Regions from separate parts of the Homo sapiens genome. Here region 2 is linked to region 1. The links are chromatin loops, found by intact Hi-C in ENCODE. Cell type or tissue: heart left ventricle. All regions are shown on one strand. Each heading gives the region's core, and the rest is flanking DNA. Links, peaks and the distances in the headings are about the cores only.

What was found. Peaks named below come from ENCODE experiments on the same cell type or tissue, not always from the same donor. Only the 100,000 strongest peaks of a DNase experiment are listed, where the experiment ranks them.
Region 2: it touches region 1 in a loop (5-fold over the local background); 1 of 110 quality-filtered maps calls a loop at or near these places.

The regions. Positions count from the first base shown.
Region 1 is chr7:155,437,324-155,443,553 of GRCh38, reverse strand. All of the region lies in intron 2 of EN2-DT (EN2 divergent transcript), which reads left to right. Among named protein-coding and RNA genes, the nearest start is that of EN2-DT, 17 kb to the left of the region's middle. RefSeq lists a silencer at 2,807-3,022. In heart left ventricle, for the core only: no CTCF peak of the experiment used is centred there; a DNase peak (open chromatin) is centred at 3,663; H3K27me3 peaks cover 5,000 bases.
Region 2 is chr7:155,484,674-155,490,903 of GRCh38, reverse strand. No RefSeq gene overlaps it. Among named protein-coding and RNA genes, the nearest start is that of EN2, 30 kb to the right of the region's middle. RefSeq lists enhancers at 285-1,018, 6,024-6,230. In heart left ventricle, for the core only: no CTCF peak of the experiment used is centred there; no DNase peak of the experiment used is centred there; H3K4me3 peaks cover 18 bases; H3K27me3 peaks cover 4,340 bases.

The DNA.
Region 1 (6,230 bases), core at 726-5,725:
AATATTACTTAAATTAACTGCACCTGTCTCTGGTGTTCATGTGGCTGCTAAAAAGATTAAAATTGCATTGTGGCTCACGTTTTCTTTCTGTTGGTTGTGCTAGCCTAGAACGGGTCTGAGCTCATAAGGGGAGGGAACAAGGGGAAGAAGAATTTTACAGAGAACAGGGCACTCGGGCGCACTGTCAGGAGTCAGCATAGGATTTGGCTGCCTTGCTTTGTGAGGTGAGGGTATGGTGGGTGGCTTCAGGGAGTGAATGGCTGCCATAACAAAGTACCATACACTGGACAGCTGAAACAACAGGAATTTATTCTCTTGCAGTCTGGAGGCTGGAAGGCCAAGATCAAGGGCTCAGCAGGGTTCTACTCCCTCTGAAGGCTCTGGGGGAGGATCTTCCCTTGTCCCTTCCAGCTTTTGGTGGCTCCGTCAGTCCTGGGCGGTCCTGGGCTCCCAGCTGCATCACTCTAGTCTCTGCCATGTCATCACTGGGTGGCCTCTTCTGTGTGTCTGTGTCTTCTTATGAGGTCACAAGTAGCATCGGATTAGAGCCCACCCTAATAAGCTCATCTAACCTTGATTACATCTGGAAAGATCCTATTTCTAAATAAGGTCACATTCACAGGTATTGGGGATTAGGACTTTAAGTTATCTCTTTGCTCGGCCCCTAACGGAGGTAGGCAGTGTCTGGATTCCAGCACCCTTGTAAGTCTTGCTAAGGACCTCAGCCTTTTTGTGGCACGTTCCTGAAACTCTCTATTCCTGCTTCCTCACATGTGAATTGAGAGAGCATAGCACTTCCCTCACAGGGCTGTAGGGGAGTTAAATGTGCTGTATGCAGAAGGCACATAGACAGTGCCTAGCACACAGTAAGTGCTATAGGAGCCTCGCTTTTTTTTTTTTTTTTTTTTCTTTTTACAAGACGGAGCCTCGGTCTTGTCGCCCAGGCTGGAGTGCAATAGCATGATCTTGGCTCACTGCAACCTCTGCCTCCCGGTTTCAAGCAATTCTCCTGCCTCAGCCTCCTGAGTAGCTGGGATTACAGGCGCCCACCACCCAGCCAATTTTTTTTGTATTTTTAGTGGAGATGGAGTTTCACCATGTTGGCCAGGCTGGTCTCAAACTCCTCACCTCAGGCGATCCACCCACCTCGGCCTCCCTAAGTGCTGGGATTACAGGCATGAGCCACCACGCCCAGCCTGCTTTGCTATTTGTATTGCTATTTCTCCTAAAGGCAGAAGAAAGCCACCCAGAGTTTTCCAGTGGCAGAGAGGTAAGTAGCATGGAGGAAAAATCAGTTTTAAAGCTGCCCTGTCCGATGTTATTGCCACTAGCTCCATGCAACTGTTTACATTTTAACTTATTAAACTTAGTAAAATGGTCAGATCAGCTCCTCATCTCATGAGCCATGTTCTGTGGCCAGAGAGTGCGGCCCTGGGCAGCACAGATGGAGAACAACCCATTGTGGTAGAAAGAAGAGCCTGTAGGCAACTGAGAAGGAGAGGAAGCCACGTGCATAGAGGCATGGGACCCAGGGGAGGGGTCTCAGCTGACAGGGAGGGTGGGGAGAGGGCATAGTGGTAAGCCTCGGCAGTGGCAGAGCCCTGGGAGGGGGGAGGGAGGTGTCCTGGCTGAGCAGTCAGTGGTGAGATGGGGACCCCGAATGAGAACAATGACAGTGCAGGTGGTGGCGATGGTGACGATAATTTCCAACATTTACTGATGGTAGAACAGGCATCACGGGCCAGACTAAGTCCCAAGCCCCTTACAGACAGTATTCCTTGCTCACTTACTCCTTCCACACCCCACGAGAGATGGATTATTTGTATGTCCATGTCTCAGCTGACAAGGCTGAGAAACAACAGGCCATGTAACTTGTCCAGTTCGCAGGGTGAGGAAGTGGTAGGACGTGGATTTGAGCCCAGGTTAAGAGCCCAGCGGTTGAACTCAGGGAGCATCTTCACGTCCTGCAGGGACCTTCTTATTGCCACGATAGTAGGGGCATGCCACTGGCGTTTAGCGGGTAGGGCCCCTTCCCAGACATGTGTGGGACAGCCGTGCAGTGAGGCCTGTCTATGCCTCGACGAATATCCCACTGGACTCTGGATGAAGGGGGCTGATGGCGATGCTCTGAGCTGGTGTGTCGCAGTTACAAAGCACTGTTTGCGTGGTTTTGATCTAGGCTATGAATGCAAGCAACGGGGAATCATGGAATTACTGTGCTGGGCTTTCCTAGAACTTCACCAACGGCTACCTCTCCTTTTGGACAACCCCATCTCCGCCAACAGGACCACTGGGGATTGAGGGGCTAGGAAAGCCCGGATGCCCCTTTCTCTGGTGATTACATCGTCTGGTGCAGATGTGCCTGGGCAATTACATGTGGAAGTATGTGTTACTTTGTTACACATTTATTTTTATGTATTATTTTATTACAAATCACTTTATTTGTCTATTACAATTAACGCAGGCTATTGGTTTTGTAAGAGCATCAGTGCACAGGTGTCCATGTTTTTTATGAGCCACACATTCGGGGAGTGAAGGCTGTGGTTCACTCAACCTCATGACAGCCCCAAGGGGTGCTTATCTGTAGGAGCTCTCCAGAGAAACGGCAGATGGAAGAGCTCCACAGGTGTATGGAGAGGTGTATTTGAAAGCATTGGCTCATGTGGTTATGGGGCTGGTTAATCCAAAATGCCTGCAGCAGACCAGCATGGGGGGCTGAGCTGCCGCCTTCAGGCTGACTTTCTTCTTCTCTGGGAACCCTCAGTTTCTGCTCCTCAGGCTGTCAGCTGATTGGACGAGGCCACCACATCACAGAGGGGATCTCTGTTACTTAAAGTCAGCCGAGTGTGGATGGAATCACATCCACAATGTACCCTCCCAGCAATACCTAGATAAGTGTTGGATGAATCACTGGGTACTGGGTACTGTGTTGCCAAGTCAACACAGAAAACTCATCATTTAGGCTCAAATCAGATCTAAAGTAAGGATATTAAAATGCAGGTTCCCGGGCCCTACCCCAGAACGACTGGGCCTGACTCCCTGGGCATGAGACTTGGAAACCTTCATTTTAACAGATTCCCCAGATGATGGGACCCCAGTAAGGTCTGGAAACGTCTGGTGCTGCGCTTTAGAAGGGTGGTGCAGTTCCCTGCAAACCGGTCACTTCCTTCAAATGCACCTGCCATTGTCAAGCGAGGGTACTGTTGGCAGGGACAACACAGGGGCTGGGTGGTGCTGGCCCTGAGTGGGGAGAGGTCAGAACAAGTACTCAGCAGAGGTGGAAGGAAGTGACCCCAGGCTCTCTGTGTGGTTACAAAGCCTCAAATGTGATGCCCTGGCCTCTCCACGGAGCCAAGCTCACCCGAGGAATAAGTCACCTGACGTGGCCGCTGCTCCTACCACTGGGTCCCATCACTGCAGCCCTCCTGGAGCAGACTGCAGCTGGCCACCACTTGCTGAGAATCTTCGTGCCTACAGGGCCCTGGAAGGGTTTTCTTTGGGGAGAGAGGTGGGAGTAGAGATCGAGGGAGGCATCTGCCGTTTGTTTCTTGCAGAGGTTTCCTCAATCCTAGAGCAATCCACGCCCCAGGTGGGGGCCTTCGGGCTGCTGGGCTCCTCCAGGAGGGAGCAGTCACTTGGAGCCCAAGTTTCACCTGAACTGAGTGGTCCTTTGTGACCAGGAACACTGTCCATCAGACAGTCGCTGCTGCTCCTGCCAGGTCACAAGGGCCGGAGAAAAGCCCATGGTGCCAGCTGCAGGCCCATGGGTCCTGCGGGCGTTTGGCAGAGTCAGTGTTCGTTTTGAGCATTTGGGGCCCGAGCTTCAGAGGAGAGTTCAGCGGGAACAGGATTTGCTGTGCTCCCGCCCACCTAAGGGGGGTTAGCTTTTCTCGGGGTTTACGGTGGCAGTGAGGTGCTCCGGATTGTTTTTTAACATCAGAGGAGATTTATTTACAGAAACCGAGGGTGCCCGTGATGGGGACATGCCAAGTCCTGGGCACCGCCCCTCCTCACACCCTGACTGCTGGTGCCGGGTGCAGTTGACAGATGGTGCTGGGTCCCCTGGATTCCCACAGCTGGACTGCCCAGGCAGGGCCACCCAAGGGACTCCCTGCATGAGGCCCCGCGCCAAAGAGTGACCTGACACCTCCCCCTCCCCTGGGAGCAATCACTGGGCATGGGTAGTGTTTTGGGTGTTTTTTATTTTTCAATTGTGTTTTCCACAAGCAAACTGGCAGTTCCTCCTAACTGACTGGATGTGTGTTGGGGAAAAAAAAGTCCCCACTTCAGCCTGGAGGGCAGAGACAGGACAGCACATTCTCTTCTATCTCCTGGCGAGCCTGTCCTGTGGCCACAGCTGGTCATGCTGCCCCAGACAAAATGAGAAGGTGTCAAGTCCATATTTAGGGCCATTCTTTGCCCCTCCAGTAGCTGGCCCTCCTGGGGCACCACCGCAGCACCCTCACCTCCCTCCACGGTCTCCTTATCTGGCTCACTTGTCTTGTGGCCCAGGATGCCCTTCCTCATCTGATCTAAGAAATGAATCTCAGCCAAGGTCGGATCGCTTGATAAACTCACCTCCCCCACGCCTGGGTCACATGCTCACCAGGAGAAGTTAATAGCTTAGCCCAGAGGACTGATGGCGTGATCAGGCTGATCTTGAAAAGGAGACGGCCAAGGGCTTGTGAATTTAGGGAGCTTGGAAAACCCCTCCAGTGCTGCCCTTGACTGTGAGGGGGTGTCCTTCTTTCCTAGGGGGACAGAGAGGCCCTGAGGTGGGAATGGCCCTGGTGGGATGGCCCTGAGAGTCGGGGGCACAACTCGGAGTGGCCTAGCCTTCCTGTCTCCAGCTCTCTGCCCCTATGCTGCATAAACCCGGCTTCTCCTGGTTCTCCTTTGTCAGAGAAAGACACAGGCACCTGCATGGAAGAGACTGATGTTCAGCTCAGAGGGTGAGAGGAATAAAAAAGGAAGCATTTAATTTGCAAACTTTAGACTCCTCCACCCCGCCGTCAGTCCTCTGGGGCATTACAGGAATGTCAGCCCTTCCTGAAGCCTGGATCCCCCATGGGAGGCAGAAAAGAGACAACTGGAGCTGTGGGTGGGGGGCAAAGCCAATCTGATGACTGGAGAGGGAGGGTGGCCCCTGAGGGAGGGTCCAGAATGCCACCGGCAATGATCCCAATAGGGAAACTGAGGCCTGGACCTTTAATTGCAGATCTTCCATTGTGTTTGCCTCACCATAGGCAAGACTCAGGCTTACACTTAGTAATGTATCTGAGGAATAGATGGGAACCCTGCGCCCAGCCCACTGGAAGGATAAATGACTCCCAGATGGCACTTGCTGCAGGAATCTAAGCCCCCGTGGATGTGGCTGTCACAGCTGACCCAGCACCTTGTTAGCCTCTTCCTCACCCTTCTCCTGTCTCCCGCCTTCCTCACCTGGCCTCAGGTGTCACCACACAGCCCTGGGATGTGGGGGTGCATTTCCTGTTTGCCTAGAGCAGTTGCTTAACTGGAAAAAGGTGCAGGCAGGTGGGGGGCCAGTGCTGGCTCTGGGCTCCTTGGAAGCTGCAGTCCCCGCAGTCCCCTGGAGTCGGCTGTCCTCACCTCTGGACTCCAGGTCTGAATGCTCACCTGTTACTGTGTCCCCCTCTTTTCCTTGTTTAAGGCTTGACTACTCAGGACCCCTGGAGTCATTTCAGGTTCTGCTTTCCTCAAAGTGGAGCCCACAGTAAGATGCTCTAAAACTTCCTGCTCCCCTTCTGAAATGACTTCCCATCTTTTGAGAATTCGTGAAAGCTTTAGCGCTCTGGAAATGTGTGGGTGCTCTGAGTCACCTCTGTTAGTGAGGCAGGAAGCTGGACTCAACTCCAGAGGTGGGGCTCATACACTGGACCCAACTGAGGACTAGCTAAAAGGGATAGGGCAGAAGCAGCTTTCCATAAGCCATACCCACCAGTGTGCCATGCCAGTTTACCATTGCCATGGTAACACCTGGAAGTTACCACCCCTTTCCATGGTGACAACCCAATGACCTGGAAGTTACCAACATTTTCCTAGAAATTTCTGCATAAATTGCCCCTCAATTTGCATATAATTAAAAGTGGGTGTAAAGGTGAGTGCAGCCCTGCCTCTGAGCTGTTGTTCTGGGTGCACTGCCTATGACGTAGCCCTGCTCTGCAAGGAGTGGCCCCTCTGCCTCTGCTGTGCACTGCCGCCCCCATAAA
Region 2 (6,230 bases), core at 527-5,526, 48 kb before region 1:
CTCCTTAGTGACACTTGCTGCTAATATTAATTGTAAGTGTGTGAAGACAGCACCAGCAGAGAAACCAAACAACCTCCTGTAGCAGTCCTGGTGTAGAGGAAGAATTTCAGCCTCGCCCGAGGCCCGGTCTATTCCTGTGAGGACTTCTTCCCTGGTTCTTTTCCTTCTGAAGCCGTAGCCTTCTCGGATTTGCCTGCAAGGGCTACCCTGGAACAGTTGAGGAGCCTCATTGTCCCCCATCCCTGCGGGCACGGGGGCAGGACACTCCCTAGCCCAGGCTCCTGATTAGAAATGTAAAAGAGTTTCTCCTGCGGGAGCAGATGCCCCGCCACTTCCTGAGAGGTCCCTCCTTTTCTCTTAAAGACGCAGGGCACACAGAAGACGCAGCCATGCGTGCAGCTGGGCGGGCCATTCAGCGCCCTGCCCTTCCTGGGCTCTGCAGTGGCCGGGGCGGCCGCGTTCAGCCTCTGCTTCTGGTAGCTTCTGAAGCATGAAGGCCTGGGCAGCGGTGCTCAGGACAGTCCTCCCTGGGCGGGGCGAGGCCGGGAGCTGGGCCCCTGTCCCCCCGGTTCTGCGTCCCCGGTTCCCTCCTGTGATGGGAGGCTGTGACTGAGGGAGCCTCCCCTCGGCGGTGTGAAAGTGACCACGCTCTGCTGTCCTTCCAGGGAAGCTTGATGGTCCCAGCCGGTGCCGCTCCCTGGTGTATGGGATGGGGTGCCTGGATGCTGCCTCTCTCCCACTGCCTGGCAAGGTGGACACAGCCTGGGCCCAAAGAGAACAGACACAGAGCCGCCCGAGGGGCCAGCCTGCCCCACCGGCACTGGGCACAGATCTGTTCCACAGCTCTGGCTTCCATGGCTCTGCGTGTGTCTGTGGTTGCCCTCATGCCCAGTGCAGGTCCTCACCCTTCTGTCCCAGCCTCAAAGTGGCGGCCTCCCTCCCACCTGCCCTTCCACCTGCTGCCAGAGAAGTCTCTAGAAGCAGGCCTGCGATCACATCTCCCTGCACACCACCACTGACTCTCAATGCACCCGAATGAGTCTGGGCCTCCACGTTGTCCCTCCAGCTTTGCCTTTGTGTACCTGGCATCACTGGGCAACAGCATGATTCTGCCCCTCCCCGGGCAGTGCCTACAGTTGCCCCTTCCTGGCCTTACCAGCTCCGGTCCCAATCCACACAAGACTTGTCTACCCATGGAGTCCAGGCCCCTGCTCGTGGGGGCCTACCCTGGAGGGGCAGGACGGGGCGGCATCCCGAGGGTCGGCCTCAAGAGCATCCCCGGGAGGCTGAGACCTGGCTGAAGTGGGGAGGTGGGCACCCAGTTTCCCTGAGGCTTCCCAGCAGGAGAGTGTGTGCGCGGTGGGGGGGTCTCACTCCCAGACCCCTATGCTCCTGACTCTGGAAGATCAGTTGTACCTGCCCCGCCCAGCACAGTGCCTTGCCTATCACGAGGGAAACTCAGCGCTGAAGTCCCCGTGGAGGCTGGAGCCTAAGCGTCTCCACTTGTAAGAAGGATGGAAGTCACAGCTGCCTCACAGAGCTGTGGTGAGGGGTTGCTGTAACTTCAAGCACACAGCACAACACCTGGTACTTGGGACGCAGCCGTGTCAGTTCTAAGACACACGTGGAGCTTATCATCCAAAGTGAGCTGCTTGAGAAGTTGCAGAGGGGTGGGTGGGGCAACAGACATGAGACGAGCCATCCGGATTTGGGGGTTTCCAGCTCCTATTGTTATAGAAAATGCTCAGCAAAGAGTATTTATAGACTGAGTAAAATTTTAAGCAGCCAGGTTTCTTACGAGACTAAATGAGAAGTGGCAGGGAGGGGCCGAGTAACAAATGTGACATGCAAGGATCTGTGGGTGGTGAGAGGGTCCCAGACAGGACTGGGGCTGGAAGATGGCTGTGGAGACAGCAAAGGCAGAACCCCTGCAGAGAGAAGAGCTCGCTGTGCAGGACGTTTCCAAAGGGTGTGGCTGGGCGTGGCTTGGGCAGTCCCCTCATCCTGCCAGTGTCCCCCACAGGGAGGTGGTGACAGCCCTTTTGTCCCTCTCAGGGTTGCAGGAGGAATGAGATGAAGGGCTTACCCTCAGAGTGCTTAGAGAATAAAATGGGAGGATGCAGCATTGCCCAGCTGAGTCCAGGCCTGGGGTGGGGTGTCCCTCCAGCTGCAGGGATGGATGTCAACAGCAGCTGAGCACCAAGGGTGGGAGGGCCTGGGCTAAGGGGGCGAGGAGCTGGCCCACGCTGGGCTGAAGGATGCAGCCAGGGTGCTGGACAGAAGGGTGATGGTCGAGGGTGGGCCAGGGGATCTCTGCCGCCTTCCTGCACACCTGGAGGGATGACTCCTGGGCAAGGGCCACCAGGATGTCTGTCTTGGGCAAAAAGTTAATTTTCAGGGAAAAGCAGACCATTTTAGCTTGGTGACCAGTTTGCCCTGCCCAAGACCAACCACCACCCAAATGCACACCCACCCTCACCCTCAGCTGGGGGCCTCCAGGGGCACAGACCTTTAAGCAGAGTGCAGTCTGACGGCTCGGTGCCCCATTAACGTGCGAGTGACCACAGCCAGCTGCTGCCTGAGTTGTTTCTTCCACCGGGCGCTGAGCACGATTGGACTGTCAGCCCCCTTGTGAGTACAGAGGTTCGGGCCAAGGTCACCCCACCCAGGTGATAGAGTTAGGAGGAAAGCCCAGTGTGAGTCTAGACGGCAACGCGGTGGGCTGGAGAGAGGGCAGGGCTGAAGGAGTGAGGGTCCTCCTGCAGCCCCCAGGCCAGATCAGGGAGCAGAAGGACGAGGATGCCCTTGGGTTTCCCACACGGGCTGGAGGACTTGGAGAGGTGTGGGGACAATAGCAGACAATGGCTTTGTAAGCAGAGATGCAGACTTGTGCAATGGTAATAACGACGGCTCATGTTTCCCCAGCCCTTCACACGCCAGGGCTGCCCTAAGCTTTTCGTGAACATGATTTCCTTTAATCTTCACAATAGCCAAAGTAGGCACCATCACCTCTCCTTTACAGAGGAGGAGACTGAGGCCCACGGGCTGATGGCTGGACTCAGCCGGGGCTAGCTGTAAGCCTGTGTCCCTCCACGGCCTGTCCTGGGCAGAGGGCCCCACACCCGCCTCCTCCTCAGAGAAGCCACTGTTCCAGCATGATCGGAGGGAGGGGCAGGACCGCTTGCAACTCCTTGCTGTCCATGGTCACTGGGCACCGATGGGCGTCTGCTGGAGACAGCATGCTGGGTGCCCAGGTGCTGAGGGAGAGAGGGAACGACGCGGGGTCTCCCGCTGCGGGGAGGACACCATGCCCTGTCTGGAGGCCCAGACCACGACTATGAAAACCAGCAAATAACAAGCACTGGTGAAGATGGGGAGGAACTGGGGCCCTTGTACCCTGTGGTGGGAGGGAAAAATGGCTCAGCCACCGTGGAATGCTAGATGACGGCTCCCCAAAAAACGAAACCTACAATTACCATATGGTCCACATTTCCACAGCTGGGTGTATATACCCCAAATAACGAAAACGCAATTTTTAAAAAGAGGGTCACACCACAGACAATGTCTTAGTGCCAGAGGCTGAAGGAGGTCAGAGGAGGGCCAGCAGTGGGGGCTGCACCATCTCCTGGGAGCTCCCCAGGGCTTCCTATACCCCAAGTGTAGCTCACGCTGGCCTGTGGCGTTGAATGAATGAGGACTTGAGTAGGAGGCTGAGCTAAGTTAAGTGTTCCCCACCCTCTCACCACAGTCCCCTGAAGGCATAGAGTCCTGATGAATGTCCTTCAGATCCAGAATAAATAGCAGGCGTTGGGTTGAGATGGCCTGGCTCAGATCCCTGAGCTCCAGGATTCCTTTCCTCTTCTCTGAGTCCTGCACTTGGAGCCAGCACGTGCTGCCTGGTCAGAGCACATTCCCAGCCTCCTCGTGCTTGAGTGTGACCATGTGGTGACATTTTCTCAAGGAAGGTCAGGCTTGGCCTCTAGACGTGGGCCTTGCCACTTCTCCACACTTCCAGCCGCGGAGTCTGGACAGTGAGGCCACTCACAGCTTTGGCCGGGCAGATGGCAGCGAGGCCCTGGGGACGAGGAGAGCCGTGCTCTCCAGTACAGTAGCCACGAGCCCCATGTGCCACTTTATTAAAACCAATTCAAATTAAACAAAATTTAAAATTTGTTTCCTCAGTTGCACTAGCTCAATTCAAATGCCCAGTAGCCACAGGGACTGGTGGCCACGGGATGGGACAGCACCTGCTCAGGTCACTTCCGTCATCACAGAAGTTCCATCAGGCAGCACCCAGGAGGAGGCTGGATTTCTTTTCTTTTCTTTTCTTTCTTTTTTATTTTTTGAGACGGAGTCTCGCTCTGTCGCCCAGGCTGGAGTGCAGTGGCACGGTCTCGGCTCACTGCAAGCTCCCCCTCCTGGGTTCATGCCATTCTCCTGCCTCAGCCTCCCGAGTAGCTGGGACTACAGGTGCCTGCCACCACGCCCGGCTACTTTTTTGTATTTTCAGTACAGATGGGGTTTCACCGTGTTAGCCAGGATGGTCTCGATTTCCTGACCTCATGATCCGGCCTCCTCGGCCTCCCAGAGTGCTGGGATTACAGGCGTGAGCCACAGCGCCCGGCCGAGCCTGGGTTTCTAAATGACCCCTAGGAACACAGCTGCCCCACAGTCTGGGGCCCGTTAACAGCAGGAGGATGTCGTGACAGAAGCAAACTCCTGCGTTCCCTAGGTCACTGTGTTTTGGGGACACTCTGTTATGGCACCCAAGCTTTACATATGTGTATCTGTGGATGTATGTATTTATACATATGTATCGCGGATGTATGTATTTCTGAACGCATACGTGTTTGTGTGTAGGCTTATTCATGTGTATATAAATCAGGCCTCAAATATATAGGTGGGTGCCATTGTGACTGACAAAATGCAGAACCTTTTAAAAGCCCCTTGGAGCCCAGAATTGTTTGTTTGACTTTGTATGTTTTCTCAGAAAGTACTAAAAATATAACTACCGTCTGGCTATAGACCTCAAAGTCTGTAGATATTAAAAAATAGATTTTTTTTTTTTTGAAATGGAGTCTCGCTCTGTCACCCAGGCTGGAGTGCAGTGGCGCAATCTCAGCTCACTGCAACCTCTGCCTCCTGGGTTCAAGCGATTCTCCTGCCTCAGCCTCCCGAGTGGCTGGGATTACAGGCACCCGCCACCATGCCCAGCTAATTTTTGTATTTTTAGTAGAGACAGGGTTTCACCATGCTGGCCAGGCTGGACTTGAGCTCCTGACCTCAAGTGATCCGCCCACCTCAGCCTCCAAAAGTGCTGGGATTACAGTCTTGAGCCACCGCGCCCAGCCAAAAAGAAATCCTTTTACCTGCAAAGGTTGGCAATCATGGAACCAGATGACAGTGACAAGTAGGGTCTGTGGAGGAGACAGAGGCCTCCTGGGTTGGCTTCTTGCAGCCTGCTGTGCCCGGAGCTGCCATGGGCACGGCTGGATTTTGCCCACTGGCCTGGGTACAAAGCAATAGGTGGAGCAGATGATTTGAAGCGGGCAAGGCACACAAGAGTCCCCAGGTGAAGAAAGGACTCAATTTCCCATCCCTGTTTACAGATGCCAAACCTGAGGCACAGAGAGGTTGAGTCCCATCCCCAGGGGCACACAGCTAGGAGAGGCACAGTCAAGCTTCAGAGCCAGGCGCCCTGGCCCCAGCCCTGCTCTGGATACCTTGGCGGTGGCTGGAGTGGCACATGGAGCTGCAGCCATGGAGGCGTGTCTTGCTTCTTTGAGGCCTCACCGCTGAACTCGCAAAAATCTCCCTTTACCCCAGTCTCCCCAGCCAGCCAGGTACCTGCTGGCCTTTGTTCAGGCTGTCAGATAACAGGCAATTGTGTGCTTAGTTCTCTCTGATGTGAACAACTCCGCTGGGAATTCTCAGCGACAGTCAAGAAATTAATTTTGTATAGGTCAACAAGCACCTTGTGCTAAGTAAGAATGATTCTCTGCCCTTCCCGGGCCTCCGCGACGGAGCCATGGTGAACAGAGTCACGTCTGTCCAGTGGGAGCTCGGCGTTGCTGTATCCCTGTATCGCCTCCCGGAGCCCTGGACCCCTGTAGGCAGTGAGGGCTGAAGGACCAAGCGAACAGCCTCTGGCCCTAGACTCCTCCTCCATGAAGAACACCCTTTTCTGACCCCCGTCTTTGGGGTTCCACTGGGCCTGACTGTAGACACAG